Linked DNA regions of Mus musculus: regions 1 and 2 are each linked to region 3. Evidence: chromatin loops called from intact Hi-C (ENCODE). Cell type or tissue: gastrocnemius. All regions are shown on one strand.

Region 1 (8,000 bases), 160 kb after region 3:
TCTGTAACTTAAACATACTGGGGTTGTTGTTTTAAATCTTACAAAGTGAAGAAAAACAAAGCAAACAATGAGGGAGTTTCAAAGTCCCGTGTGGACTGCTCTCAGTCAGGAAGAGCCTAAGTTAGCACTGAGGGAATTTCCCGCTTGGATTGAACAGGGTCTTCACTTAGCTTCGCCCTCCGCTCCGTGATGCCGGAACCCTCCTGCACTCTTACTTATTTGCTTTTAGCATGGACTTTTCTTTCCAGCTCCACCTGGAACCCAAGTCCTAGCACAGGTCAGATAAACGCTCCTCCCCTGATCCTGGTCCTCAGCTCTGCCCCCTCAGAATTTTGTGCCCCACTCCCTTAACAGTAGGTCCCACTGACCTGATAAGGATGCAAGGAAGGAGAAGGAAAACAACCAGAGCGTCAAGGTAGCTCACACTGTGGAGCAGACAACACAGCCCAGGTGTGTATGGTAGATGCACAGTGCTGGGTTCCAGGTCATCCCGGGCCACAGGGAGAATCAGACTGAGATGTATGGGGGGTGGGAGTGGCTTCCAACCCTTGCCCACTTCACCTGGCTTCTGCACAGCCCTAGGCTTCCAGGATGTGTGTGGTCTGTGTTCTGAGTGCCTAATAACGTGTCTCTGTGCTGGCTGGTCTTATGTCAACATGACACACAGACTAGAGTTATCTGACCGGAGGGAACGAAACTGCTTCCATAAAAATCCAGCTGTAAGACTTTTCTTTTTTTCTTTTCGAGACAGGGTTTCTCTGTATAGCCCTGGCTGTCCTGGAACTCACTTTGTAGACCAGGCTGGCCTCGAACTCAGAAATCCACCTGCCTCTGCCTCCCGACGTGCGCCACCACGCCCAGCTGACTTTTTTTTTTTTAATTTAACTTTATTTTATGTGCACATGGTATGAAGGTATCAGATCCTCTGGAACAGGAATTAGAGATGGTTAATTGGTCCTCTGGAAGAGCAGCCAGTGCTCTTAACCACTAAACCATCTCTCCAGGCCCAGGAAGGCTGCCTAAGGGGGAAAGCCTAGTCCATTGTGGGTGGGGCCATCCCTGGGCTGTTGGTCCTGGGTTCTAAGAAAGCAAGTTGAGCAAGCCAGAGGAAGCAAGCCAGAGCGCAGCATCCCTCCATGGTCTCTGCATCCGCTCCTGCCTCCAGGTCCTGCCCTCACATCCTTGGAGGATGAACAGGAACATGGAAGTGTAAGCCAAATAAACGCTTTCTCCCCAACTTGCTTTTTGGTCATGGTGTTCTGTCACAGCAATAGTAACCCCGAGTAAGGCAGGTAGAAAATACATGTGCTTTGTAAACTCACCTGTCAACTGTCTGCCTATGTCCATGTTGAAGGGACCCTTGGGAGACCAGGGCATTGGACTGGTTTTGGCAGGATGCCAGAGGCCAGCAGAGGGAACAAGAGTCTTCGGCACACCTGGCAGAGGTGTCACGCGTGCCCCCACGTTGCCTAGCATAGGTTTCCTAGCAGCTCCCGAGGACATGGTATTTCCAGGGACCACCCCATTCCTCAGGGACCACCCCATCCCCCTGACCCATCCTTACCTTCTCCTCAGACCGGAACAAAAAGAAAAGCAGAGGAACGAGAGTTCCTGATCATGAAGTTGATACCAAAGTCTCTCTTCTTACAAAGTGATGTGTGTGCCTGAGTGTGTTTGTGGGTGGGTGTGGTAGGTGGGTGGGGTGGTGTGTGAGAGTGTGTGGTGTGTGAGTGTGTGTGTGGGGGTAAGTGTGTGTATGCATGTGGGAGTGTGTGTGGTGTGGGAGTGTGTGTATATGGTGTGTGTGAGTATGTGTGTATGAGTGTGTATATGTGGTATGTGTGTATATGGTGTGTGTGAGTGTGTGTGTGGTGTATATGTGTGAGTGTATGAGTGTGTGTGTGTGTGTGTGTGTGTGTGTGTGTGTGTGTGTGTACATGCATGCCACAGCACATGTATGGGATTCAGAGGAGCTCTCACAGAAGTTGGCTTGTCCTTTCCACCTTGTGGGTCCTCACCTTTGCCCACTGAGCCACCTGCCCAAACCAATACCAGATCTTTAAATGGCCATGTTCAAGGTCAGAATCCATGATTAGTGATGAGACCAGTATTGAGACATAAGTTTGGGATCCTAAAGAAAAGGCCAGGACTCCTGCTGACGTGTCTCAATGAGGCCAAACCTGACTCTTGCTCAAGAGGGAGCAAGGAAGAGTGAGCAGGCCCACAGGGCAAGATCGCCAATGCGAGATGACCTTTGTGTCTTTACCACACTGGGTGGGATCCGACCACACGGTCTTTCGAAATTGGCTAGATTTAAAAGAATCATTACAAAGGAAAGGGGGAGGAGGAGTTTGCCACTTGGGTCACTAAACTTCCAAGAATGCAGAAGCGCCCAAAATCCTGGAAGGCTTGGGAGATAAAAGATTTAAAAAAAAAAAAAAGACTTACTTCCTTGTTGTCAACTCAAGTCTCAAGTTCACGTGTTTAAATGTCTGATAGAAAAGACAAATGTTTAGCATACCTTACACTGTCAAATCCCACAAAGAAGGAAATTGTGTCACCCTCAAAATGTAGGTAGAAGCTGGGCAGTGGTGACGCACGCCTTTAATCCCAGCACTTGGGAGGCAGAGGCAGGCAGATTTCTGAGTTCAAGGCCAGCCTGGTCTACAGAGTGAGTGCCAGGACAGCCAGGGCTACACAGAAAAACCCTGTCTCAGAAAAAAATATATATAGGTAGAAAAAAAAAAAAAGCCAGGTGCTGGTGGTGCTCGCCTTTGATCCTGGTGCTTGGAAGGTGGAGGCAGGAGGATCTCTGTGAGTTCCTAGCCAGCCTGGTCTACAGAGTGAGTTCCAGGATAGCTAGGGCTACACAAAGAAACCCTATTTTAGAAAAATGATAAAAGTAGCCGGCTTTGAGCCTCCAAACCAGTTCTGAGCATGCGCACCGGCTCTGCTCCCAGCTAAGCCTCATGTCTTAGTTTTGCTGACAACTGTGTATGGCTCTCGGACTTTGAAAGCAGAAGGCTCCACTAGCATCTGATGTTAAATAAGCCAGTCGCATATCTGATACAGTCCCTCGGGGCCTGGTAGGCATTCCCTAAGCCCCTTTATGAGCTTTTTCTTTGAGAGTCTTTGTTCACTGTTCTTACTAACATCTTACAAATAGGGAAGAGTTATGTCCTGGAGGTACAGAGGTGACTAGAGACAGAGGGAGGGGAGCCATGGAAGAGAGAAACAGCCCGTGGGGAAGTACAGCAGCTTTTAAACCATTCTCAGTACTGTTTGAGGAAAGCCTTCAGAGGGGAAGGCTCGCCTTCCTTGAAATCAGACGGTAGGAATTCATTCCCGAGGAATCTTTCAAATGTCACCCACTCTGCAGCCAGCTTCCTGGTGCCTCTTATCGATGCATCTCTGCTCCACTTCATTTCACCAGTTCCTTGCCAGTTGCATCATTCACAGACTGGGCCAAGAACAGGGGATGTGGCTAGCACCCTGCCCGGAAGGGAAGTTTCAGAACTGGCTTCCACGAAGAGCAAACACCTGGCCCCTCCAGTGGCCTTGATTGGAACCTTCAGACAATCAGTAAAAGAGAACCTCGAGGGGAACTGAGAGTCCGTGACTGTTTCCACAGCCCTGCAGCTGATACTTAAGGGCGGCTGCCAGGGGCCATCAGCATGTGTGGTGGTGGCTGTGACATCACCGACGTGGAAAACTAGCTGGCTCCTGAGGCAGGCAGGGAGAAAGCACCAGGGGCTCCAAACTGTGATAGGAGTGGTGTTTTAAAAACTAACCTGCTGGAGAGATGGCTCAGTGGTTAAGAGCACCGACTGCTCTTCCAGAGGTCCTGAGTTCAATTTCCAGCAACCACATGGTGGCTCACAACCATCTGTAGTGGGATCCGATGTCCTCTTCTGGAGTGTCTGATGGCAGTGACAGTACTCTGTCATATACTAGATAGATAGTGTACTCTGGTATATACTAGATAGATAGATATCTAGATAGATAGATAGATAGATAGATAGATAGATAGATAGATAGATAGCTATCACCCGTACCTTTCATGCCCTGACTGAAGCAGTCTATCTTTGATTACTTTTTTTTTTTTTTTTTTTTTTTTGAGACAGGGTTTCTCTGTGTAGTTCTGGCTGTCCTGGAACTCACTCTGTAGACCAGGCTGGCCTCGAACTCAGAAATCCGCCTGCCCCTGCCTCCCAAGTGCTGGGATTAAAGGCGTGCGCCGCCACGCCCGGCTTGCAGTCTATCTTTGAAAAAGCAAATTCACCCGCAGCAACAGCACTCTCCTTCCTCTCGTCCTGCCAGCCTGATTCCCTGCCTGGGCCTCTATAGAACAGCTGCACTTAGGGGACCTCCCAGGCTCTACTGGAGCAGACCTGGGGGAATACCTGGGGGAATACTCCCAGGAGGAAATATCACTCTACAGTTTTCAGTGCATGGGGTACACTACACATCAGGACACAGTCTCCTCACAGTGGGATCACAGGCAGGAATTTCTGTGTTTTGTTTTTAGGATTCTAAAATATGAAATATAATTACATTATTCCTCCCTCCCTTTTCCCCTTCCTCCAATGTCTCTGTTTTCCCTTGTTTCTTCTCAAATTCATGACCTCTTTTTTTTAACTGTAATTGCTACACACACACACACAAAATACATAAGAACAACCTTATTGGTTCCTTTATTGTTGCCTGTATATAATTTCTAAGCCAACCAGTTGATATGAGGGGGAATCTTTTTTTCCCTGGGTTTTGAGAGCGGATCTGGAGTAGCCCAGGCTGGGCTGGACTTCACTATGTAGCAGAGGATAGCCATGCTCTCCTCACCCCTGCCCCCTAGCCGCCATCGGGATTACCGGCATATGCCATCATGCCTGCTTGCTGTTTCTATGACCTTCGAAGCTATTTCCCAATTTACAAAGTAATCCTGGTCTACCCTCAAGATGAAAATGTTAATGACAGCGCTGCAGCCAGCCAGCAGAGGGCAGCAGCCACACACCTCATCCACCACCAACTTTGCCTCAGGAAGCTCACAGAGCTACACTTTGGGGTATGGCAGAATGGTGAATATATTAAAAAAAAAAAAAAAAGCTCTAGAGGAAGGCAGAAGAATCCTAACATTTGGGAGGTGGAGGCAGGAAGATCAGTTTAAGGTCATCCTTGGACCAACTTGCAAAAAGAAAAAAAAAAAAATAAGAAGAAAGAAAACGAAATATTCACCTCAAGAGACACAGGTAGGTGGGTTCCTGTCTGCATGGTGACTTTTCTGGCCCCGTTCTTTGGGACCCGTGAACCCTCCTGAAAGCTGCCCCCAATAAACCTGCCTTTATACTTTTAATTCGACTTCAATCGGCTTACTTAAAGCCAGAGGTTCGTGTCAGGTGTCTCCTCTGATTGCTGCCACGTGAAGCAGAGTCTCCTACTTCAATCAGGCAGGGTTTACCAATTTGTCTAGTCTAGCTGGGTAGCTCTACCCAAGCATGCCCCTGCCTCAGCTTCTCAAGAGCTGGGATTTCAGGCGGGCCACCTCATTTGCTAGGCGTTTACATGGGCGCTGGGTCCGAGAATTCTACTCCCCACTCTTCCGAACCATCTCCCTAGGCCCCTTTCGTTGTTTGTTTGTTTTTGTTTTTACTTTTTACGTTCATTCTATTTATTCTGTGGCTAAGTCCCTGCACGTGCCCTGAGAGTCAGAAGGCTGAGACCGAGGGGTCGTCGGTCCTGGGCCCGGCAACAGCTGCGAACTTCCTGTGCCACCAGCTCCTGATCATCAGGGGCCAGGCGCACGCGGATGTAAGACAGGGTCCCTGAAACAATGAGCCATCAGGCCTCAAACAGGGAGAATCCCTTGTGGCTTTCAGGTGCTGAGAGCTGACTGGCACTGGCGCGACTTCTTCGGTCTCAGCTTACGACAGGGCTGATGCAACACCCTAAGGAAGTTAGGCAGCAGCCCCGAGCCCGCAATGCCTCTGTTGGCCACCAGGGGTCAGTGTAGCAGTTTCAGAAGGGGCTCGGGAAGCCTTGTAGACACAAGAAGCAAATATTGCATCATGCTGATGGGGGAGGCGGGAGGGAGGAGAAGGGGAAGGGGAGCGGATCCTGAAGCAGCTGACAGCAAGAGTGAACCTCAAGCCGGATGCTTTTATCTAGTAAAAGTGTCTGTTGTCCCGTAGTGTAGACGCTAGATGCACGCTATCACAGAGGAGATGGGGCTCACCTGCAGGCCTGTCTATTTGGGAACCAGCAAGGCAGAAGCTGCAGGCTTTTCTGATTTCCCCACATCGCAGGCTCCCGACAGTGTAGGAGAAACATTTTGCTCTATGGTTCTGAAGAGGGACTGAGGAGTAGACTTGGTTACAGTTTTAAAGAGTAACAAGAAGACTTGCCATTGATGTCCTGGTACTCACACAGTGGGGTCCCTCTTCCCAACACACTAGACAGAGACCACAAGGTCTCCCTTCATCCAGTCTGGCAAGCCAGCACATGGGGGCTCTGGGATCTGGAGATGCCTGCCTGGTTTTCCCCCATCGAGAAGGGCGCAGACTCAGGAAAAGACCAGCTCAAGCCTAGGAGAGAGCTGCTAGCCACAAAAATCACTGCCCGTCAAATATCTCTCAGGTGTCCATGGAAACAGGTGAACTACTGTTTGCTCATCTGTCTTGAAAATAAACAGTGTCGGAAGGATGAAGGAGTGGGGGGGGCCATGTGCCCCATGCAGAGCAGAGGCAGATGTGTGCTCGTGTTAATCTAACCTTCACCTGCATCTTCGTCAGGAACGGGTAGGAAGAAACAGACACTGAGTGAGTGCCCTCTGTACTTCCTATCAAGAGAACCCTGTGTCCTCCAAGGACACCCTAATCTGCCCTACTCCGTCTCCCTGCCTGGCACCCCCACTCCTGTTACTTGCTTCCTAAGTTTCTTCTCAAGGCTCATTTCCACTGTTTCTAGAAAACAGTGTACTCACAAACATAAAATAAATAAATAAAGGAGGAGGAGGAGAGGACCCTCAGCTGAGTATCCAGTCGCTCTCCCAGTCAGTTGTATGCAATTCTACCCTAACTTCACGCGGCCTCAGGAGCCTAGGTTCCAGAGGATTAGGGAAGGGTCTCTGTGGAGGGCTGTGGAGAGCCATTGTCCCTGCTGAGTGCAGATCCTCCTGGGGTGACTGCTTTAAGGTCCCCTGCCCATGAACCCCACAAGCTCATTGGTTCCCCTGGGTGACCTTTGGTGTACTTGAACTTTGGTTTGTCACTGGGACCTTACAAGGAGGGTAAATGGGACTTGTTTCCCACTCACACACCCACACATCCAGGGCAAAGATTCTTGCTGTACATTGGCATAGGATTTAACAAAACCAGAGATAAGTTTAGTGACAGCCCTGGCATTTATCCTGCCAAGGGTACTGAGACAGCCGGCTAAAGCCGTGCTGTCTGAGGGTGGGGTGTCTGCAGAGGAAATACTGACGTAGCTGGAGGTGTTGGTGACTGAAGCGTATGTAGTGTAGAGAGGAGTGAGATAAGAAACTAAGGTGGAGCCACCTGAAGGAAGGGCGTCTGTGGGGAGACCCCTAGGATGGCAGTCGTCTAAGTAGTAGAACGTGATGGGTGTGGTCTGCCCCTGAGTACTGGAATGCTTTGAGAATGTAGCCCAGGTTCTAGAATCACTATTAGGGTGGGTGCTTGAGAGTATTAGCAAGTGGCTGCAGAGGATGCCTGTCTGTGATTATGAGCAGTAAAGAATAGATCTGAGGGGCTGGAGAGATGGCTCAGCGGTTAAGAGCACTGACTGCTCTTCCAAAGGTCCTGAGTTTAAATCCCAGCAACCACATGGTGGCTCACAACCACCCGTAATGAGATCTGACGCCCTCTTCTGGTGTGTCTGAAGACAGCTACAGTGTACTTACATATAATAAATAAATCTTTAAAAAAAAAAAAGAATAGATCTGAAGTCAGTGTGGCTGCCCAGAGGGAGGTTGCATTGTATGTTTA
Region 2 (8,000 bases), 230 kb after region 3:
AGCCTGAGCCATGACGTCGTATCCTGGGCTGTGGAGACACGGGAGGAGCCCAGAGGGGCAGCAAAGCATCCTTCAGAATGGGCTTACCTTGCAGTCGAGCGGGGTTTTGACCCCAAGGCCACCCGCCCCTCACTTCCTCCCTCCATCCTCCTCAGAGTCACCACGGTCAAGCATTTTAAAGTCTGACAGGCCCCCTACGTGCCCCTCAAGGTAAGAACACACTCAAGAGTCCACTGCAGACAGCAGAGTCCCGCGCAGCTGCTCGAGACAGCCCAGTACGTGTCACAGCCTCCCTGGCCTCCCCCCATCCCCATCACAACAGCAGATGAGCCTTTGAGAGTCACAGCTGGGGCCCGGACCCAACCAGTTTACCAAAGACCAACCCTGTGCACGTGCCACTTTAATCTGGGTAACAGGCCCTCGTGGGCTCTCAGGTCCTAAGATCCAAATTTCACAAACAGGGAAGTCGGGGCTCTGAGATGTTAAGTCACTTGAACAAACCACACAGTTCCCTGGCAGATCAAGGGCCTTGAACCCAAGAGTTCTTGACTGAGGATCTTCACCACATACCAAACACCCCTAGAAGCCCCAAGGTTGCAGATGAGAGCCACTGGACCGGGGTCCATGAACGTCTCCCAGTCTTTAGCCTGTGGAGCCCTCCACGGCTGGACCTTTTGTGTCTTAAAGTCCTTTTATCTCCTAGGGTCTGTGGGTTGTTTTCAGGGGGCTAGTGTGACTGGGGCCAGAACTGAGTCCCAGACCCCAGGTCTCCCCTGCCGTCAGCCGGCGAGGGAAAGTAGCTCCAGAACCTTCCAAGGAAGTCAAACAGACCCTGAGTAAACAACTGCTCTGCTCTTTTCTCTCCCACCCCTGTGGGAGGCAGAGGCCAGCTGGGAAAACATCCCAGTCTCCAGTTCTGTTCTGGCTGTGGCCCAGCACGGAAGAGGGCGAGGAGCTGTGCAGCCCAGTACCTTGGCCTTGGCCTTGAGGTGTTCCAGGGCACGGAACAGTGTGGGTAAGGGATCTGTCTCCATCCCAAGGGGCGTCTGGACCGCAACATCAAGAGAAGGCAAGGGACAGATCAAACACTCCTGTGAGCTTTGAGGAAGGGGTGGCCACACTTTCCTGCAGGTCAGCTCTCACCATTGTTAAGACAGATGGAAGCCTCCTCTGTCCCCATGTCACCACGTCTAAGGGCCACCTTGCTTCCTTTTATGCCTCAGAATTCTTTGTTGTGGTACTGAATAAATAAACCCATCTCCTTGGAATTTCCATGTTTCCATCAATGTCCCCTCTGGGTTGCTCTTAAAGAAAAGCAACACTGTTACTCTGCCTTTCCCTGGAGACAGGCTAACATACGGAGGTATACAAAGAGTGTCCGGCCACCTTCAGGGAGAACCGGGGGCCCTGCCACTGGCCTATGCGCCCGCCACCCAGGCTGCCCACCCCCCATCCCACCCCACCCCGCTGCCATCTGCTTTGTCCTTGGTCTCAGGCTCCTTTTCGGGTGTGCAGGTGGTGTGCAGGCTCACACGTAGCAGGTAGATATTTCTGTCTGCTTTAACAGACTTTATCACTCCTGGACATTGTGTTTGAGCAGAGCAAGAACCAAGATGGGTCCCAACTCTTCCACAGGCTCCTGGGATTTCCCAGGATTTGGATTTGGCCATCCCAAGGAGTCCAGGATCCTTGTCTCACATGGGGGGTTGGGGGGAGGTCAACTTCTGACCCTCCAGCTTCCAAGTCCTGAGACTGCAGCTGTCTCCCACACATGCAGTTTATGCCGGTGCAGGGGGTTGAACCCAAGGCCTTGTGCATGCACAGTGAGGTCTCCACCAACAAGAGCTACACCTGAGTCCTCTTTCTTGTTTGTTTCTAAAAAGTCTCATTCTGTAATCCCAGGCTAGCCTGGAACTCATTATGTAGCCCAGACTAGCCTTGAACTTTTGGCTACTCTCCTGCCTCGGCCCTCTCAAGGGCTGGAATTACAGACATAGGCCACCAATCTCTATGCTCTATGTCCAAATCCAGCTCGTGGCAAGGGTCTTACTTAGGACCTACTGGCCCTTACCTTCTCTTCCCAGAACCAGAACCCCACAGCCTCTGCCAAACTCTTTGAATTTTCCTGAGTGAGTCGTTGCTCTGGCAACTGGGGTGCCCAACTGTGCTGGTTTCACGATTCTTACCTTGTGTCTTACTTCCGGCAAGACATCCACCAGCTTCTGCAGGGCCTGGTGATGCGCCCCGAGCTGTGTACCACAGACACAGAGTGTTAGCCTGGGCAGCAGACAATGGAAACACACTGTGCTCGCAAGAGGGGCAGTGTGCGAAAGGCCATTGTTGATGACCGGACCCGCCATTCTCAGTGCGAGAGGCGTGGCCGCCCAGCAGACGCTACCTTCAGAAACACGCCGATGACCGCCAGCCCGTTCTCCCCCACGGAGGCTTTCTTGTAATTTTCATATTTCGTGGAATTCCAGTGAACCAGATGGAGCTGAAACAGGGTAGAAAGAGAATGTTAACACAGCGCAGTGCAGCAGAAACAGCAGCCACGCCACTCTCCGTCCGGCACACCCATGGGTCACGCCATTGTCACATGCGTACTCAAAGTGCTGGTGGCCGGAAGAGAGGGAGAAGACTCTTGCTTTACTTTCCCTTCCTGCCGCTGTGACACTACACCCAGACAAAGACAACCGGAAGGAGAAAGGGTTTATTTTAGCTCACGGTTCAAAGGTACCGTTTATTATGGCGGGCAACTCAAGGCAGCAGGAGCCTGAGGCCACTCGTCACATCACGTCCACAGTCAGAAGAGGCAAGCATTGTATGCAAGCTTCCTTTTACCCACTTTCTCCACGTACACAGTCCGGGCCTCCACCAGGGCGTGTTCCCGTCTGCATACACTCCGTAAGGGTTGCGGTGGCTTGAATGAGACTGTCCACCATGAACTTGTGTATTTGAACATTTGGTCTCCAGTAGGGGTGGGGGAGGCACTGTTTAAGGAAGTTTAAGAGGGTGGGCTTGTTGGAGGAAGTGTGCAGTTAAGAATACTGGCCTGGGGGCTGGAGAGATGGCTGAGTGGTTAAGAGCACTGACTGCTCTTCCAGAGGTCCTGAGTTCAATTCCCAGTAACCCCATGGTGGCTCCCAACCATCTGTGATGAGATCTGATGCCCTTTTATGTCACACAGGTGTACGTGCAGATAGAGCACTCAACCATAAAACAAATCTTTAATAACATCAACAACAACAATAATAAAACATTGGCCTGTGTTCAATCCCCAGCAAGTTCAAGAGCATTTCCAAAATGAGAAAAAAATGAAAAATGAAAAAAAAAGAGAGAGAAAAAAAGTGTTTTGAGTTGTCAAGACAGAAGTGAGTAGTTTGATCATCTGTACCGACATGTCACTTGGAACAAGGGTCACCAGATAAGACGCTGGACTGTCAGCACTGAGCAGTTTCTCAGAGAGGTAAGTCCCCGAACATCATACCTGGCGTCTGACCCTGGACTCTGCCCTGTCTTTATTTTGTAACCCTTCTATTTCTTGCATGTAAGGTTGTAGACCTTACATGCCTTGTGAGGCACTGGGGGAATTCACAACGGGAAGAAATAAAGCAGAGTCCTTCATAAGGCAGCAAGAAGGCCTCTGTGTCAGCCAGGGGGCACTCTATCTTCCCACCCAAGGATTTTGTATCTATTTGGAATAAAAATATTACGTCAGTGTTTTTCTTTTTCTTTACAGATTTATTTATTTACTATATTATGTAAATACACTGTAGCTGTCTTCAGACACCCTAGAAGAGGGAATCAGATCTCATTATGGATGGTTGTGAGCCACCATGTGGTTGCTGGGATTTGAACTCAGGACCTTCGAAAGGGCAGTCAGTGCTCTTAACCACTAAGCTACCTCTCCAGCCCCCAGTGTTCTTCTTGAAATGAAATAAATAGCAACAACTATTCAAGTTGGACTCATAGTATGTTAGTGTCTCTGTCTCTCTCTTAAGATTTATTTTATGAGCCTGGCGTGGTGGCGCACGCCTTTGATCCCAGCACTTGGGAGGCAGAGGCAGGCGGATTTCTGAGTTCGAGGCCAGTCTGGTCTACAAAGTGAGTTCCAGGTTAGCCAGGGCTACACAGAGAAACCCTGTCTCGAAAAAACAAACAAAAAGAAAAAAAGAAAAGGAAAAAAAGAAAAAAAAAGATTTATTTTATGTATATCTGAGTCCTCTATGTTAGAGCTGAGGATGGCTACATAGAAGGATGTGCGTGGGTTCCGTGCAAATATGACGGCTTTGTCAGAGGGAGTTCCGGGGCTCCTTGGATACAGCACAGGGCACAAGTTTCCCCTAAGCACAAAAGCTGGGGTAGAGGCATTCTCAATTGTGCCTAACCATGAATCTTCAGGGACCAGGGTCTGCTCACAAGAACTTTGATTGCCACTAGCTGAGGATAGACGCTGTGCGCCCTCTAGTGGCCACACGTATCACTTCCGAATGAACAACAACCACTGGACTCCCATCTGTGGCTTTAGCTAGACTCTGGTTCACGTCTCCAACCAGAGATCGATGAGAGCCAAAATATTGAGTGTACATCCAATTGTTGGGGGTGGAAGGCAGAGGGTGAGAAGAGGAGGGGGCAGAGATGGGAGTGACAAGGTAATTATGGCAATCCGGCAATTTGAGAGCTGAGGTAGTAACCTTATGGTTTATCACCACACGGACGCTCCATTTTTCTTTTTCCTTTTTTCTTTCTTCCTTTCATTTTTTTTCTGTTTTTTTGAGACAGGGTTTCTCTGTATAGCTCTGGCTATCCTGGAACTCACTTTGTAGACCAGGCTGGCCTCGAACTCAGAAATCTGCCTGCCTCTGCTTCCCTAGTGCTGGGATTAAAGGTGTGCACCACCACGCCCGGCTTCCATTTTCCATTCTGTTGGAAAATGTCGGTGATGTCGTGCCCAGAGGTCTCCAGACATCGCCTCAGCTTCTTTGATTTATTTTTGGTGGTCACCTGTGTTAGCATTTCTTCTAGGCTCCGCTCCACAGTTGCCTGGCAGCAGCCAGGTATGCCTGACTCACTATAAAAGAGGCTGTTTTGGGCTGGAGAGATGGCTCAGTGATTAAGAGCACTGACTGCTCTTCCAGAGATCCAGCAACCACACGGTGGCTCACAAACATCTGTAATGGAATCCGATGCTCTCTTCTGGTATGCATGAAGACAGCTACAATGTACTCACATACATAAACTAAATACATAACTCTTTTTAAAAAGGGGGGGCTATTTGTCCCTCCTCTCTCTCACTCTCTTACCCTCTTAATCTCTTACTCTCTTAGCCTCTCTGTCCCTTTTCTCCCCTATCCCCTCCCCCTCTCTCCTCTCTCTCTGCCGTTCTCTGTCTCTACCCCCTCAATTGCCCTCCCCATACCCTAAATAAACTCTATTCATACTATATCCGAGGTACTATTTTCATCGTGTGGCTGGTACCTCAAGGGGAAGGGGGTGTTTCAGCCTGGGCCCACAGAGGCACCCCCTTCCACTTCACCATATAAAGCAGCGATAATTAAGTGGGTTCAGCTGCTTTTGGGCACTTTGTAAGTGTGTGTGTGTGTGTGTGTGTGTGTGTGTGTGTGTGTGTAAGGCGACAGTGAGGTCTAGTCACCCTGTAGTCGGACTGAGATTGAAAGCACCCAATCGTGTGTTGTCTCACAGTGTTTACGAACCTCAGCTGGGTAGGTATGGCCGTCCACTGCGTGCTCTGAGCCCCATTCATCTGTTGCTCCCCAGTGGAAATGAAACTGCTTCAGCCTGTAGTGGTTTCCCAGAGGCCCACCGCTGATCCCTGCAAGCAAGAGAAGAGACACATGAACCTGGACTACTGAGTAGGCCCAGCACTGTCTCCGTGTGTGTGTGTGTGTGTCTGTGTGTGTGTGTGTGTGTGTGTGTGTGTGTCTGTGTGTGTCTGTGTGTATCTGTGTGTGATGGGGGCAACCTTCTACACACACACACACACACACACACACACCCCGATCGCTGTGCTGCAAAACCCAGGGAGGTCCATGAAAGGTGAGCCCGGCCAGGGTATGGCCACCTCAGTCCTAGAGCAGAGCCTACCACAGCAGGTTCACACTAAGGTCTAGGATAGCGGAAGGCCAACTCCGAGCACAGTCACTAGATGGCGGTAAGAACCTCGAGTCTCTACATGTGACTACACAGAGACACAGGATGATTTCTGAGATGTGTGCTAATCCTACAAGGAGTTCCAAAGAGTTTCTTTTCTTCTGAGAAAGCGTCTCATGTGGCTCAAGCTGGCAATGGATTCTGTTTGTAACCAAGGATGGCTTTGAATTTCTGATCCCCTTGACTGTGATGGTCTGTGTATGCTTGGCCCAGGAAGTGGCACTATTAGAAGGTGTGTCCTTGTTGGAGTGAGTGTGTCCTTGTTGGAGTGGGTGTGTCACTGTGGGTATGGACTTTAAAGCCCTCATCCTAACTGCCTGGAAGTCAGTCTTCCACGAGCAGCCTTCAGATGAAGATGTAGAACTCTCAGCTCTGCCTGCACCATGCCTGCCTTGATGAGTATGGACTGAACCTCTGAACCTGTAAGTCAGTCCCAATTAAAGATTGCCCTTAGAAGAGTTGTCTTGGTCATGGTGTCTGTTCACAGCAGTAAAGCCCTAACTAAGAGACTCCCCCACCTCCTGAGCTCTGGGATTACAGGTGTGTGCATCACACCTGGTCATCTGGGTACCCTGCACAGAAACAAATTCAATAGGTCCAGAGTAGTTCTGGGAGCCTGGTTGACGAGGCCCCACGTGGCTAATCACATTTCTACCAGTTGCTGACACATTTCCATCAAAGCCTGCTGGACACTTCAGCATTCATAGAAAGCAGCACCAGGTGCTCCCAGGATGGCCAGGCAAGCCTGAGCTCAGGGCAGAGCTGGGAAGCCTGGTCCATGGTTAGAGATGCCTCCATGCATATAGCATGCTGGGGAACTTAGCCTCGTGTATCAACTTGTTGCAGCTTTCTTTCTGTTTCTGTGACAAACACTTTGGCCAAAAGCAACTTAGAGGAGGAGAGGGTTAATGTGCCTTAACGAGGTCACAGTCCTCACCCAAGGGACTCCGCAGGGATTCAGAAGCAGAAATCGTGGAGAAATGCCATTCCCCGCACCTTTCTTTCAGGCTCATGCCTAGCTAGCTTAGCCTAGGGCCATCTGCCTAGGGAATGGCACCCCCCACAGTGGGCTGGGTCCTCCCACATCAGTTTACCATCAAAGACAATCCCCCTCAGACAGGCACACAAGCCAATCGAATCTGAGCAACCCGTCTATTGAGACTTCCTTCTTAGGAGACTCTAGGTCATATCAGATTGATAGTTAAAGCTGACCAGGACACCGAATGGCAAATGAGTCTTATGCCATGTGGAGTGAAAGATGCTGCTGAGTTCTGACTGCCTCCAGCTGATGGAGCGTGCTTCCTTTTCCCTGTGAAAACAATGTGCGTCGGGTAGCACTGCCCTGCACACTGGGGACAGAGCTAGCTCATGCTTGTGCCGTGGTCTGGGCAGGTGCTGGGCTGGTACAATCTTACCATCTCCTTATCCCAAAGCAAGATGGGTGTTCTAGACTGTCATCCAGTCTTAAAACCTCAAGCTATCACCTAACTTCAGATAAGAGGCTGGAGGGATGGCTCAGCATTTAAGAGCACTGGCTGCTTTTCTAGGAGACCAGGAGTTCAATGCCTGGACTCACATGGCACCTCACAACCATCTATGAACTCCACTTTCCAGGGATCTAATACCCTCTTCTGCCTCTGTAGCCACCAGGCACACAAGATGCACATAGATCGATATGCAGGCAGCACACACACACACACACACACACACACACACACACATTAAAATTTATGAAAATGCACAGATAAGGGCCAAGAAATAAAGAGATGGTTCACTCAGTAAAGTGCTTATCTTATAAACATTAATATATGAGTTTGAGCCAGTGTAGT
Region 3 (8,000 bases):
TGGGCCTCAAGGTCCTTCTCTGGACAGCCAAGGAGTACAGAACCAGTGAGCCTTCACAAGCCCAGTTCTGCACACAGCTAATGTTTTCTCTAAGTTCAAAGACACCATTATCTCTGGCTTCATATAATGGGCACTAGAAGGATTTTTTAGCTCCGACCAAACTGAGAAAACTGGTAATGGCTGACAGCTACCTCAGACCCAGGGTTTCCAGGCATCCTGTGTTCTGCAAGAGGCTCAGAGGCCGAAAGTCTTGCCCCAGCCATTCAACCAGAGCCATGAGGCCCAGAGCCCTGTTGGGGTCAGCTTCAACTGTATACCCTTCCTGCAGCAGGCACTGTCTTGCAGGCAGCCAGCTGTGCTCTATTGAATTGCAACTTGCCAGCAGACAGATATGCCCAGCTAGGAAATGGGCTTGCAGGACTGAGGCACCAGGCTGGAACTGAGTCTGGATCTTGTGTTTGGTCATTGCTGTTCATGTGGGAAGGCAGAACCAGGCCCTCGATCTTGGAGGAGAGATGGTTCTGGAATAGATTGGAGGTGGGGACTCAGGGGTGGAAACATGGTCTGAGATGTGGCAGAGAGAAGAAGGGAACCAGCAAAGGTCAGGAGGGAAGGTCTACACCACAGGACAGTTTAGAACTAAACAAAAGCATGGAACTCTGGGGGAAACCCCTGTGAGATGTGTGCCTCTGGCTGGGGAATAATTTATCTTTTCAAAACATTACCCCCGCTTACTTATTTTGTGTGGGGATGCATGTGTGTCAGTGTGCACATGCCACAGCACATATGTGTGGGTGTGGGTGTACACATAACACAGCACACATGTATAAGTGTTTACATACCATGGCATACATGCATGTGTGTGGGTGTACACATGACAAGGCATACGTGCATGTGTGTGGGTGTGCACATGACATGGCATACATGCATGTGGGTGGGTTTGCACATGACATGCATACATGCATGTGTGTCCATGTGCATATAACATAGCATACATGTACGTGTGTCAGTGTGCACATGCCACAGCACATATGTGTGGGTGTGGGTGCACACATAACACAGCACACATGTATAAGTGTTTATATACCATGGCATACATGCATGTATGTGAGTGTGCATATAACAGCATACATGCATGTGTGTGGGTGGACACATGACAAGGCACACATGCATGTGTGTGGGTGTATACACAAGGCACACATGCATGTGTGCAGGTGTGCACATGACATGCATACATGCATGTATGCAGGTGTGCATATGACATGCAAACATGCATGTATGTGTGTGTGCACATGACATGGGATACATGCATGTGTGTGGGTGTGGCACATGCATGTGTGTGGGTGTGCACATGACATGGCACATATGCATGTGTGTGTGTACATGTCATAGCATCCATGCAGAAGTCAGAGGGCAGCTTTCAGGAGTTCTCTTACTTCCACGAGGTAGGTGCCACATTCAGACCTAGGTCTTCAGGCTTGGTGGCAAGTGCCCTTACCCTCTGAACCAGCTCACCTGCCTGAAAGACGCCAGCAAGATTCCATCGTACAAATAGTGGGAGGGTGAGGTGTGGTGATCCATGCCTGCATCCCAGCACTCTGCAAGTGGGAACAGGATGATCAGGAATTCAAGGACATCCTCAGCTGTACAGCAAATTCAAGGCCAAACTGGGCTACAAGAGACCCTGTCTCAAAACAAAAACAAACAAAAAAGTAGACCATGCATGGGGTCATCATGCCCCTTTAGTCCCCACTCTAGTGTCTTAGGATTTCTGCTGCTGTGAAGAGACACCGTGACAACTCTTTTTAAGGGACAAGATTTAATTGGGGCTGGCTTACAGATTCAGAGGATCAGTCCATTATCATCATAGCAGAAAGCATGGCAGCATCCAGGCAGGCATGGTGCTGGAGAAGGAGCTAAGAGTTCTACATCTTCATCTGAAGGTAACCAGGAGTGCCTGACCCATGGGCAGCTAGAAAGAAGCTCTGTTTCACAGTGGGTGGAGCCTGAGCATAGGAGGAGACCTTAAAGCCCACCCCACAGTGACACACTTCCTCCAACAAGGCCACGCCCCCTAACGGTACCACTCCTATGGGTCAAGCATATTCAAACCACCACAACTAGGTAGGCAGAGGTAGGTTGGTCTTTGTGAGTTCCAGGCCAGCCAAGGTTACAAAGTGAGGCTCTGTCTCATAATTATTTAATTAGTCAATCAATCAATCAATCAATCAATCAATCAAAACCCCAAACAAAAAATAGAACTAACCAAATAATTGAAGGGATGACTTTGACATCATGTTACAAAACAACAACAAAAAAACCCCTTTGATTTATGTCAAATGTCTTCCCAGAAGGCTGGTGGCTTGAATCCTTGGTTCCTGGCTGACAGTACTACTTTAGAAGGTTCTGGAAACCTTAGAAGGTGGATGGGGCTTAGCTAGAGGAAGTAAGTCACCGGGTGATGCCTGTGGGGTGTATCGTGTCCCAGGTCCCTCTGGGATGCTCTTTCTGTTTCTGCCAAGAGATGAACATCCTGGCCACACTCTCCCGCCTCCACATGTCCCACCTCCTCATGTCCCACCTCCACATGTCCCACCTCACCTTGGACCAGAATCCTCAAAGTTAATGATTCTGAAACAGAGAGCCCATGCAAATGCTGCATTCCTAAGTCCTTTATGTCAGGAATCTTGTTATCGCGATGAAGAGCTTACATATCCCAGGTAACAGGGGACACAGGCATGTGTTAGAAGCCTTCTGATGTTAGTCATGAGGGAGGGAAAGTATCCAGACGGTAAAGAACTCAAAGCCCACAGGACATGCAAGGCAGTGGAAGGAGGCATGGAGGCATGATGTCCCCTCCAAGGCAAGGGTACCTGACAGTTGATAAAGAACTTTGAAAGTATTCTCCTGGGTCACAGTGTGATTCCTGTCCACACCAAGCAGACGGGCAAAGAAAGCCTTGGACACCCAGCCACACTGTGAGGCATGGAAGGGGGAAAAGAAGAAACAGAGGTGTCCTACTCTGCTCGATGGTCACTACTGTCAGTGTGTAACGGAGCAGAGGTGTCTACCGTATGGCTGCAGTTCTGTCTGTGTAGGTATCCCCTCCACTTTTAAACACCCCCTCCTGGTGTGAGGAGAGAGGGTCACAAGACTCAGGAAGCAAACAAACCCTCCAGGAAACTCCTGAAACACACAAGGCCCTGCGGAAGGCTTCTATGTAAGTAGTAACAACTGCTATGATGGTTTGTGTATACCCGGGCCAGGGAGTGGCACTACTTGGAGGTGTGGCCTTGTTGGAGTGGGTGTGGCCCTGTTGGAGTAGGTGTGTCACTGTGGGTGTGGGCTTTAAGACCCTTGTTCTAGCTGCCTAAAAGACAGTCTTCTGCTAGCGGCCTTCAGATGAAGATGTAGAACTCTCAGCTCCTCCTGTACCATGCCTGCCTGGATGCTGCCATGTTCCTGCCTTGAGAATAATGGACTGAACTTCTGAACCTGTAAGCCAGCCCCAATTAAATGTTGTCCTTATAAGAGTTGCCTTGGGCTGGGCGGTGGTGGCACACGCCTTTGATCCCAGCACTTGGGAGGCAGAGGCAGGTGGATTTCTGAGTTCCAGGACAGCCAGGGCTACACAGAGAAACCCTGTCTCGAAAAAACAAAACAAAACAAAAACCAAACAAACAAAAAAAGAGGCAGAGGCAGGCGAATTTCTGAGTTCGAGGCCAGCCTGGTCTACAGAGTGAGTTCCAGGACAGCCAGGACTATACAGAGAAACCCTGTCTCGAAAAACCAAAAAAAAAAAAAAAAAAAGAGTTGCCTTGGTCATGCTCAAAGCAGTCAAGCCCTAACTAAGACAACTGCCTTAGTGGGTGGACCCTCTCACCCACACCACTGTGAGCCCCTCTCAACCTCACCGCTGTGGGCGGACCCTCTCACCCACGCAGCTGTGGACCCCGCCTCAACTTCACCGCTGTGGGCAGACCCTCTCACCCACGCAGCTGTGGACCCCGCCTCAACTTCACCGCTGTGGGCAGACCCACGCAGCTGTGGACCCCCCTCAACCTCACCGTGTTGGTGACCTCCCTCACCCATGCAGGTGTGGGCGACTCCCTCCTCCCATGCCGCTGTGAGCAGCTCCAGGAAACTCACTGGCCCACTAAGCTGGTTGTGGGTGGAGTCCTTTCTCAGTCTGTGGTCTGCATCCTGTTTTACAAGAACAGACCTTTTCGTTGACTTCTCTCCAGGGAAAGTTACACCGCAGGTCCATCAGTGCTCTGGGCATGGGCGCGCATGCCTGTGCTGACAGATAACGTTCCCAGAAAGAACCAGTCAGAGCAGACTCCTTCAAGGGGTTTTGGGAACGATGACAATGGGCGAACAGAAGCGACACAGAGGCACTTCCAAATATGGATGGAATCAGGAAAGGGGAGCAGTGGGTGTGAGCATCCCCTCTACAGGAAGTCTTGAGAATCCCAGAGAAGGGTACTGCATCTTTCCCCGCCTTGCACCCCAGGAACTCCTGAGGGAGGGTCTCTGCACAGTGGAAGCATGCATCTGTGTGTAAATGTGAGGAAGGGTTTGCTGATGTGTGTGTGTGTGTAAGCGCACATGCTCATGTGTATCCATTTATGGGTGTCAATATTCGACACAGTGCCTATGAGAATGTGTGTGTGAGATGTGCCTGCTGAGCATGGGATCTGGGCTGCAGATATGCAGCTCTGGCTTCCGTACCAGGTGACGTTGGGTCACCCCCTAGACTGACCCTTCTTTGGTTCCCTCCCTGTCCACAGGCATATGGGCCATTCTGTGGTCCCTGAGGGCAGAACCCAACAGCATCACAGGAAGGGACATAGGAACTGGGCCTCTGTGAGCCCCTGCATTTCAGGGTAGGCCATGACCCCTACCTGGGGCAGGCTGGTGCAGTACTTAAGACATCCAGCAGGTGGCGCAGCCTACACCTTTTGCAGTAGGTTATCTGGGGTATCCATCCCATCCCCTTGGTACTGATGAAGAAACGGAGTCTGGAGCTCCCCTCTTCCCCATGCACAATGGGTGTGGAATTTATTTAGAACTTAGTCCTTTACAGCTGTCACCAAGTAAGATGAGTTCACACTGGAGTAGGGTGACCCTAAACACAATGGTTATAGGGACATGCCACGCTACTGTGGAGGTAGAGACGAGAGTTAACATGTTTTAAATGGACCACAAAATGCTGCCTCAAAGGTCCTCAGGCATCTTCCTCTCTGGGGCCGATGTCATAAAGCCAGTCAGCCAGAATGGACTGGAGTGTACAGACGTCCATCTTGCTGTGAGTTACCATGGAAACAACCCTCCATGGGGTGTATAGGGTAAACAATGCTGCTTTCTTCAGATGGAATATTACAGAGTCATCAACAGGCTGCCAGGCCTGGAAGGATCATGGCCACCATCTACAGTGACCTGGGCTGAGGAAGCTCACAGGATAAACCCCATCTCTTCTGCACTCACAGAGTCTCTCTTGCCAGGCCCACCTATATGTTAAGAGGACAGGTGACTCAGTGGTGTGGGGACAAGCCGACCACCTAGGGTATGAGGTGAGAGGAAGAAGAGATGCTGTGAGGACCAGACACCCAGTGTGCCTGACAGACGACATACTGGGAAGATGGCTGCAGCAGCTGTAGCGTCTGCAGCGCCCAAGCACAGACACAATGTATCAAGTTCTAAAATGACACAGCGTCTGTCTTTTTTCTTTTTGAGATAGGCTCTCCTGAGCCCTGGCTGGCCTCAGATTTGCTATGTGGTCCAGGATGGACTTGAACTCTTGATCCTTCTGCCTCTGCCTCCTGAGCACTGGGATGATAGGTGTGTGCCACTGCACCCAATCTTTGTGATGCTAGGTACTGAACTCAGGGCTATGCTAGGCAAGCTCTCTACTCACCGAGCCATGTCCTCCGTCCTTTCAATACTTTTATCTCCAGAATGTTTTGCAACCAGCATGTGTGGTTATTGTGTAAGAAATAAAATAATGTTGCAAGAGGTGGTTAACTTCACTGAGATCCTCAGGCCATGAAGACAGACAGGGTAAGGCAGAAGTGTGGGGTGGGATGGGGAGATGGGGGTGGAGAACTCTTCTCTAGTCTAGGAGTTCTTCCCACGTTGGACCCTGGGTCTCAGGATTGTGGCCTTAGCTTTGCCGAGGCTCTCTGCCTTTGCCTGGAATGCCCTCTCTGTTCCTGTCCATGAGGGCAGGAGTGTCTGGGCAGGGTTCCAGGATCTAGGGCAGAAGGGCCAGAGGCAACAGTCCGGATGTTTTGCCAGCCAGCCTCGGGCCAGGTCACAACTATGCTTACTCATGGCTGGCTGATATCTCCACCTCTGGGCCAGGCCAGCATGACCTATCCTGCCAGGCCTTTCAGGAAAACAGCTGGGTGGCAGGTGGCAAGAGGGGCCTGGGCATCAGAGTCAGAATTTTTCTGGCTAGCTGGACCCTAGAGGCATGGGGGGCACTCCTTGTTCTTTGGTCTCCAGCTTAGGGCCAGCAGTCTGGTAGGACCTAAGACCAGGCCTGCTTCCTTCCAGATGGAAGAGAAAACTAGACATCAGGGGATTTGGCTTAGTTGGCAGAGAGCTTGTCTAGCATATATAAGGCCCTGGGTTCAAATCCCAGCACAACATAAACTGAATCTGGTGATCCACACCCGTAATCCCAGCACTTGGGAGGTAGAGGCATAAGGATCAGAAGTTCAAGTCTCACCTACATACTAAATGACTGCAGGAGACTCCTCCTCAAATGAAGGAGGGGAGGAAGGGAAGGGAAATCAGAAGATCAGCCCACTGGCCTGTGGGGAGCACACTGGGTGAGCCAATGCATATCTGGTACCTGTGGAGGTCAGAAGAAAGGTGTCCACCCACCCATTCACCCATCCTCCACCCACCCACCCATCCATCCATTCACTATCCATCCATGATCCATCTACCCACCCATCCACTACTCATCATCTTACTTTTAATGTGTTATGAATAGCCCCTTCAGTCCTGCAGAATGCATACCACTAATACAATTTTATTTTGTTTTCTTTGTTTTTATCTGTATGGGAGTTTTGCCTGTAGGTATGTCTGTCACTGTGCATATGGCTGGTGTGTGAGGAGACTACGAGAAGGTGTTGGATCTCCTGGAACTGAAGTTACAGACAGTTGTGAGCCTCCACGTGGGTGCTGAGAATCAGACCTTAGTCCTTTGGAAGAGCAATTGGTGCTCTTAGCCATTGAGCTATTTCCCAAGCACATTTTAATATATTAGATGTATACATTTGCTTCTAGAAACAATGGTCAAGTTCTGTCTCTCTTTCTCGTCTCTCCCATGCTTATTTTGCTGGGAGACCCCAGACTGAGCCCTAGCTCCTTTTAAAAATTAATTAATTAATTAATTAACTTATATTTTCTTGTTTTTTTCAAGACAGGGTTTCTCTGTGTGTAGTCCTGGCTGTCCTGGAACTCGCTCTGGTAGACCAGGCTGGCCTAGAACTCAGAGATCTGCCTGCCTCTGCCTCCTGAATGCTGGAGCTATCCTTCCTCCTTCTTTAGAGACTGGGGACAGAATTGAGTGTATGTCCCAGTTCCCTGGAGGGCTCTCCTGGGACAGCCCCTCAGTGAGAGACCACTGTTGCTCTTGTGGCTGAGATCCACACTCCACCTCCCTCCCAGTGCAGCCAGCCCAGGCTCTGCTGAGCAGCGTAATAACCCAGTCCAGCCACTCCCAGAGGCAGCAAGCTTCCCTCACAGGAAGCAAAGACTGAGACAACCCTGTGGGGGTGGGGGTGGGGGTGGGGTGGGGTGGGGTGGGGGCACATAGCTGAGAGCAGGAATGGAATGACTTCAGGTCTCAGCCTTGACGTCATCAATATTTTGGGTCAGATAGCTCTTTGTGGTGAGGGTGACCAACGTGATGATCTCCAGTCACCACTGAATGTCCCTCGGGGAAGATGTGCTCTGGCTAGGGACCTCTAGACTCGAGGAAATCC

What was found. Hi-C counts contacts between places; a loop is a spot of excess contacts. Peaks named below come from ENCODE experiments on the same cell type or tissue, not always from the same donor. Only the 100,000 strongest peaks of a DNase experiment are listed, where the experiment ranks them.
Region 1: a loop joins it to region 3, with 2.7 times the contacts of the local background. A loop is called at or near these places in 4 of 42 quality-filtered maps.
Region 2: a loop joins it to region 3, with 2.5 times the contacts of the local background. A loop is called at or near these places in 5 of 42 quality-filtered maps.

Annotation. Positions count from the first base shown.
Region 1 is chr8:121,845,169-121,853,168 of GRCm38, forward strand. It overlaps Gm26812 (a long non-coding RNA gene), which reads left to right and starts at 6,697. Exons shown (of 4, transcript XR_879277.2): 1 at 6,697-6,812. In gastrocnemius, CTCF peaks have their summits at 4,989 (motif pointing right) and 5,983 (motif pointing right); DNase peaks (open chromatin) are centred at 1,418, 4,967 and 5,991; H3K4me3 peaks cover 356 bases; H3K27ac peaks cover 1,225 bases.
Region 2 is chr8:121,921,369-121,929,368 of GRCm38, forward strand. Car5a (carbonic anhydrase 5a, mitochondrial) reads right to left here. Exons shown (of 7, transcript NM_007608.2): 3 at 5,715-5,833; 4 at 2,399-2,494; 5 at 2,187-2,249. Among named protein-coding and RNA genes, the nearest start is that of BC048644, 18 kb to the left of the region's middle. In gastrocnemius, CTCF peaks have their summits at 4,466 (motif pointing left) and 6,166 (motif pointing right); DNase peaks (open chromatin) are centred at 4,465 and 6,150; H3K27ac peaks cover 373 bases.
Region 3 is chr8:121,689,738-121,697,737 of GRCm38, forward strand. No RefSeq gene overlaps it. Among named protein-coding and RNA genes, the nearest start is that of Gm46065, 37 kb to the right of the region's middle. In gastrocnemius, no CTCF peak of the experiment used is centred here; DNase peaks (open chromatin) are centred at 4,934 and 6,259.